Regions from separate parts of the Homo sapiens genome. Here region 2 is linked to region 1. The links are chromatin contacts, found by Hi-C or POLR2A ChIA-PET in ENCODE. All regions are on one chromosome and are shown on one strand. Each heading gives the region's core, a stretch centred on a gene start or an enhancer-like site at or near the end of the contact. The rest is flanking DNA. Distances are from core to core; before and after follow the strand shown. Region 1 overlaps NFATC1 (nuclear factor of activated T cells 1). Region 2 overlaps NFATC1 (nuclear factor of activated T cells 1).

The links. A loop is a pair of places that touch in the nucleus more often than their neighbours do. ChIA-PET counts read pairs that join two places held with the same protein, here RNA polymerase II (POLR2A). Pooled maps may share reads with other maps.
Region 2: a map of naive thymus-derived CD4-positive, alpha-beta T cell shows a loop between it and region 1 (4-fold over the local background). The contact joins two enhancer-like sites. A Hi-C loop is called at or near these places in 18 of 168 maps with a recorded cell type or tissue (B cell, CD4-positive, alpha-beta T cell, CD4-positive, alpha-beta memory T cell and 13 more), 37 of 37 single-sample maps with no recorded cell type and 18 of 50 pooled maps. POLR2A ChIA-PET finds 5 or more read pairs at or near these places in 11 of 52 experiments (AG04449, B cell, GM12878 and 8 more).

Annotation. Positions count from the first base shown.
Region 1 is chr18:79,475,280-79,478,590 of GRCh38, reverse strand. All of the region lies in intron 8 of NFATC1 (nuclear factor of activated T cells 1), which reads right to left. It overlaps LOC107985162 (a long non-coding RNA gene), which reads left to right. Exons shown (of 2, transcript XR_001753518.2): 1 at 1-3,311. Among named protein-coding and RNA genes, the nearest start is that of NFATC1, 81 kb to the right of the region's middle. Within about 2 kb of position 1,455, at least 3 of the 41 ENCODE cell types and tissues checked have a DNase peak (open chromatin) inside an H3K27ac peak, as active enhancers do; they include OCI-LY7, where a contact is called at or near this core.
Region 2 is chr18:79,515,713-79,519,023 of GRCh38, reverse strand. The region is part of intron 9 of NFATC1 (nuclear factor of activated T cells 1); the gene reads right to left. Among named protein-coding and RNA genes, the nearest start is that of NFATC1, 120 kb to the right of the region's middle. Within about 2 kb of position 1,488, at least 5 of the 41 ENCODE cell types and tissues checked have a DNase peak (open chromatin) inside an H3K27ac peak, as active enhancers do; they include OCI-LY7, where a contact is called at or near this core.

The DNA of each region.
Region 1 (3,311 bases), core at 206-2,705:
AGAACCCCCAAGCCTGGAAAATGGGCTGCCATCCCTACCCGGTAACAGGAGCCAGGACATGAGTGGGCTTCACCCACCGCAGCCCCTCGAACGGTTCCTGTTCTAAAGCCCCAGCCGGGTCTATGCAGCCCCAGGGCAGGCAGAGCCCCTCACCCAGGGCAGACCTGGGGGCTCATCACAGCTCTTAATGGCCCGGACCACATCCTCCTCCCAACGTAGTCCCCTTGGCTGCCTTGGTGTGGCCTGGCTCCCGGGGGACAGCTGGGGTCTTCACGGCTCCCAGATCAGGGCCCCCTTCTGCTACAAGACAGAGGTGACAAGATCTGAGAATAAAAATCGGCATGAGCAACACGGTGGCAGGCACAAGCCTGCCCCACCTGTTGGCTTCCTGTGTGGTTGGTGCCCGGCAGCTCCTGGCTCCTCGGGGGCTCTGTCTGCAGCACAGGGAGCACCTGGGGGTGGGCGGGGGGGGGCCTGGGGGCAAGAACGGGGGCCTGGGGATGGGCAGGCAGGGGGGCAGGGGGCAGGCTCAGCCCTGTGGCTTTAGACAAGTGGGGTCACTGCTATGGACGGACTCGTGTCCCCTCAACCTCATGTTGAAGCCCTAACCCCCGTCCGCGTGACTCTACTTGAGAGTGGTGTTTGCAGGAGGTAACTGGGGGTTAAACAATGTCATCAGGGTGGGGCCCTGATCCAACGGGACTGCCGTCCCACAGGGAGGGAGAGACAAATCGCCTGTCCTGCCATGTGAGGATATGGCAGGATTTTGGCTGTCTGCAACTTGGAATGGTCCTCACCAGAACCCGACCGTACCAGTCCCAACCTCGGACTTCCAGCCCCCAGAGCTGTGAGAAATCAATGTCTGTTGTTTACAAGGTGCCCAGCCGGTGGTGCTCCACTATGGAAGCCCCAAAGACTGAGACAGTGCCCCGGACCCCCTTCTTCTGCCAACAGTACGGCCGGTGGTGCTCCACTATGGAAGCCCCGAAGACTGAGACAGTGCCCCGGACTCCCTTCTTCCACCAACAGTACGGCCGGTAGTGCTCCACCATGGAAGCCCCAAAGACTGAGACAGTGCCCCGGACCCCCTTCTTCCGCCAACAGTAACATCTGGTCCCCAGGTGGCATTGGGGGTGGGGAGATCTAACGCTGAGCTGCCTGCAGGCTGCAGCTGCTGTGCACAGCAAAGAATGATCCCAAGACAGTTCCCTGCTCCCCCATGCCCACATTTTTATGCAACCTTGTGTTCAGCTTGAATTACTCTACCAGGGATGCACTACAGTACTGGACAAAAGAGGTTTTGTTCAAAGTCTAAACCCCTGGAAAACAAAGATCAGATTGTCTTCTGTTTGCTGTATGACAAGAAAGTCCAAGTTTTGCCATCAACATAAACAACCAGGAATGACACCTCCGGGGCATGACTTTTCTCAAACAATGAAAGAAAACAGCGGATGAAGCTGCCTTATCACCCATCCCTCGAGGCTGAGAGGCATCATTTCTCCTTGTTCAGAGCCAAGATCAGTTTCCAGAGCAGGTGAGGGATCCACGGCCCACCATGGGGTAAATCTGCACCAACCAGGCACCGCCTGATGTGGGAGACAGAGAAGGGTCCTTCCGAACTCCATCCGCCTTTGGGAATTTGTGCTCTCTCACCGACTCTTCACTGGAGTTTCTGCTGAAGCGCGTTCCAAGGTTTCCAGGAAGGCATGATCTTCCGGAGTCACGACCACGTGAGTCTGGTGAGTATTCCAACCATGCACGCCACAGACCTCCAGGCTGAAACTGCAGCTCCGTGGAGGCTGACAACCGTGGCTAACCCTGGCCATGTGTCCAGGACGGGCCCAGATGCTTTTGTTCATGATCTCACTTTGCCCCCACACCCATCCTGTGTGTCGGTCGGGGTGAGAGAATTCCCTTTCCCTCAGGTTTATCACGTCGACCCCGAGCAACATCGGTGGGGGGCTTCCTACACATACAGAAGCGTGAAAACAGACGCAGAGCTCAGGTACTTGATGGGGGTCTCAGGTGGCAGCGACGGGGCCAGGACAGCACGGCAGCGAGGGGAAGCGCAAGTGGGGCCTCAGGCTGTGTGGTGGCCCCGTGCTGCTCCAGGGCACAGTGAGGTGGGATCTGTTGCCCAATTAGGCTGATGACAAAGGACGCTCCCACAGACCACACAAGCCAAAACACATCGGTCGGCTTTCGCCAATCCTCGCCCGCGCTGCCCGCCGTGTTCTGTGGGGCGCGTGACTCACGCTCCCAGGCAGCTGTGGAGCCAGGCTTTGCCATTCCGGCTGGAGCCACAGAGCCACGGTGGGGCAGCAGCATGGCCGACGCCGCCCGGAGGCGGCTGCACGTGGACAGGCGGATCCCTCCCAGGCGCGCGGCTGGCGTCGCCAAGCTCAGGGCGCCCCTCTTGCCCCACGCATGTCCCAGAGCGCAGGCTTCCTGGCACCCAGCCTCCCCACTGACTCACACCTCCTGGTTTGTTTTTGGTGGCCCGTGGCCCTTAGATTTCTCAACAAGCCCCTTCCCGCCCTCTCATCCCATCTCAGGCTCCCGGCCCCACCCCCCTTCTGGAGCCAGACTCGCCCAGCCCCAGGTGCGCCCGTCGGATGCTGAGCCCTGTGGCTCTTTCACAGAAGTCTGGATCCTGACGCTGGTTCCCTAATTTACTCCCCTCATCTCTGATTTCTGCAGGAGCAATCTTCCACCCCAAATCCCTCCTGCTTTAAAACACGCTCTGAGGACACGCACGGCCTGAGCGTCGGGTGGCTAGGATGCCTGGCGTCTTGCTGGGGGTGGTTTTGGCGAGCACATCTCGGACCTCCCTTTCAATTGGAGCCCTTCTTCTGACTTTTGGGGAGGTCTCCTGGGAGGCCTGGTGGGGCCAGCACCCCACAGCATGTGAGAGAGAATTCCTTTCCCTCAGGTTTACAACGTTGACAGTGAGCGTGAGAACACGCTTCCCTCACAACGTCGACAGTGAGCATGAGAACACGCTTCCCTCGCAACGTCGACAGTGAGCGTGAGAACACACTTCACTCAGGTTTACAGTGTCGACGGTGAGCATGAGAACACGCTTCCATCGCAACGTCGACAGTGAGCGTGAAAACACCCTTCCCTCACAACGTTGACAGTGAGCGTGAGAACACGCTTCCCTCGGGTTTACAACGTCGACGGTGAGCGTGAGAACACGCTTCCCTCGCAACGTCGACAGTGAGCGTGAAAACACCCTTCCCTCACAACGTTGACAGTGAACGTGAGAACACGCTTCCCTCAGGTTTACAACGTTGACAGTGAGCGTGAGA
Region 2 (3,311 bases), core at 239-2,738, 40 kb before region 1:
TGCAGGGCTCAGGACACATCCTGGGGGCTAATCTGTGGGAAGAGGTTTGACTGAGACCCCGTTCTGCTCTGTGAATGGGCGGACTCTTCAGCATCTCACACGGAGAAACAACTTCCTCCTGGATCGGAGCCCAAGTCAGGGATAAGGTGCCTCCTGCCTGCACCGTGGGCACTGGCCGCCTTGTTACAGAATCAACGGCCGTCCACTGAGGGACACCGGGTGCCAGGGGTCCTAACACCCCTCCAGAGCACCCGGCACAGCTCTCCTTGGAGCTGGGTGCTACCCTTAGTCTCGTTTTGAAGACAGGACTGGGCGGTCAGGTCAGCCCATCCTCACACTGCGGTGAGTAGCGGGGGCAGGAGCAGCCTTGCTGTGGGCCACGCCCTGGGCAATGAGCGGTGGCTCCTTGGGGGATCTCAGATTTTTCCAAGTCTGTTTTCTATATGGCTGAACGATGTGACAAAACACTTGTCAAGGACACCCTCTCAGGTGCTCTGATCTGCATCTTTCACGAGCGAGAGGGGGGGTGCCAGGCACTTCCTGGTGGACCTTCAGTTACCGCCCATCAGAACACAAGCAGGCAGCGCGAAACATGCTGGGCCCGGGGGCTCCATCGCCCTTTACACTGCCACACTCAGCTTCCACATGTTCTACTGTGGGCGTGTGCCCCTCCTTCATGTTTCTGGGGTTCATGGGGACATTAGTGTTGTCCTTCCCTTTCTGTCTCAAAGAATTGACTGTGCCTGTCATTGGACGCAGCGGCTGCCATGAATGTCGACCGGGAAAGCGATGGGAAAAGCTGTTCAGACACAGCTGAGCTGCCTCTACCTGGTCACCTGCACGCCAGGCCCATGCAGTCTGCTCCATCCCTGTCCCTGGCAGAGCCCATCTGGGAGTGGTGGTGACTGTGCCAGCTGGAGACCCACTGAGCACCAGGGTGCAGCACAGACAACGACGCCCTCAGGCTGCGTGCAGTGAAGAGCCGGGAGAGGCAGCGCTAGAATTGTTTTTAGGAACTGGATTTGGGCTTAAAGAATAAACAATGTGGTTCAGCCACGCTAACCCAAATACACTGTTTAATCCTTGCAGTTAAAAAGTTTAAGTAGCACAGATGAAGACTATAACTTGCATAAACGATTTTTGTGTCAATTTTTAAAAAGCATATTTGTTCATATAGGTACCACTAACTTAATTGCACAAAACACATTTAAAAGCATCTTCCCTCTTTTTCAATGGTTATGTTAGTTCCAATCAACAACCAATTGTGCTATGATTATTCAAGTCTAAGAGTATTTATCTATGACCGCTAAACAAACCAGACAGTTTGGCAAGGACACAGGCCTCAGAATTATCAGACATCAGAACGTCCTGCAGGACTGCTCCTTCTTTAGAGTTGTCATTTTCCTTTACACTAAAGCAATACAGGAAACAAAAAAGGCCGTCGTGATGCCACCCACGGCCTACGGGGGCATGTTCCTATTGCCTCTTCCTGTCGCAGCGTCCCCATCCGCCTCACTTTCCGTCCAGCAGGCTCCCTTCTAAGGCCCACCGTCCCACTGGACACAGCGTAATTAAACCTGCAGCAGGAACGCAATTGTCCCCAGCTTACTCCACCATCCTCTGAGGGACAGAAAAGTGCATATTCTTCAGAGGACAAGTCATCAAAAATAACTTTTTAAAAAGAGCAAAACAAAACAGGAAAGACATTCTCCTCCATTCCTATAACTAAGAGATAATTATAAAAAGTATTTGCTAACCTTCCCAGAAAATACACCTTTAGCTAAAGTTAGTCTTGTAACCTAAGAGGGTAATAATTTGGGTAGGACACAGATAGAACCAGAAATATCTCAGGCCAAATCCTATTCTTAAATAACTAACTTCTAAGATGTCTCCCAATGACATTTGCTGTACTCAGCTTTGACAATATCTAATAATTCTTGGAGTAAGAACGCCATTTGATGGTGGTTGAAAACCTTAATGAACATATGGATTTTCATGGCTGTGGCGTTCATTACAAAGGGGCATGATAGATGTGTTTACTGACTGTTTTATGGTTTCATTGAATTGCTGAATACACAGCTTTCAATTTTTCCATCTGACATACACATTTAGACTTGTATGGCTCTCATTTAAGGTATTACAGTAGATATGAGCTAAGTACATAAAAATATGGTTAAAGCCACAAATTAGAGATCAGAAAATAGGAAGCGAAGAGGAAAACGCTTTTGTTCCACTGTACGTATATCGTGTCTGATGCAGAGGTGGCTTCGGTGTGTGCGCCAAGGTAACTGAAGAGGCCGCCTCTCATGTGGGTTTTTTAATTTTTTGAGAAGAAGCAACCTCTTAGAAAGTCTACCATAAATGTTTCCTCCTTCACAAGCAAATATCTGGATTTTCCATAACCTCCTACATGAAGCCTCCACCACGGCCTCCTCGGTCCACCCTAAACTGTCCGACACTGCTGGGCGCCCGGCGCTCGGCTGAGAAACGGGGTAAGAACAAGGGCGGTTCTGCCACTCCACAGTCGAGGAGCCACCACATTCTGAAAACGCAGGGTCGCAGCGTCTCTAGAACCCTTCTTTACGATTCTGCATTTTTCAAAGATGCTTTGTAAAGCAGTGGAAAATAACAGCTTCTCAAGTTTCATTAAAAAGTAAGTTCTCAAGTCCAGGACCTATTTCAGCCTTCACTTATTTTTATCTTTTTCATCGCAATAAGCCACCGCCACAGGGCCTGCTATTTTTGGAAGGAGAGGACGGGACAACGGAGGGACGGCCTGACAAGTCACAGTTTTCATAAAACAAGCCCCTCATCTGGACGCAGCTGGTGGTGGGGAGCGGGACCGCCACTCGGGACGTCAGCCATTAAGACAGAATAATTTTCCTACCTTAACTGCCTGCTTCCTTATTTAGCCTGAATGTTGCACAGAATGCAAACGCCGTGTGGAAACTGCCAGGGTTCAGGGTACAGGACCACGTGCCTGGGAGATTCCGACAGGCTGTCCTTCCGCCCCCCACCGAGACGGCATGCGGGCGCGTGTTTCCACGGATCTAGTCCGTCTTATCTGCACCAAACTGCCATTCCAGTCACTCACTGGGATCATTAAACCACCACTTGCAGTTTTCCAGGGCTTTCTTTGTTCTACTAGGAAGTATATGCCCCCAAATTATGAAATTCCATTTCAAACAGAATTAACAGAATTTAAAAAATAAAAATGTTAAAGCTCCTTTTAATAAAGATAAAGTGAATGGACCCCGAGGAGAGTGACCGGGTTGGGTCTCGGTAGGTCCCGCTTCCTCCTGTCCCTCTGC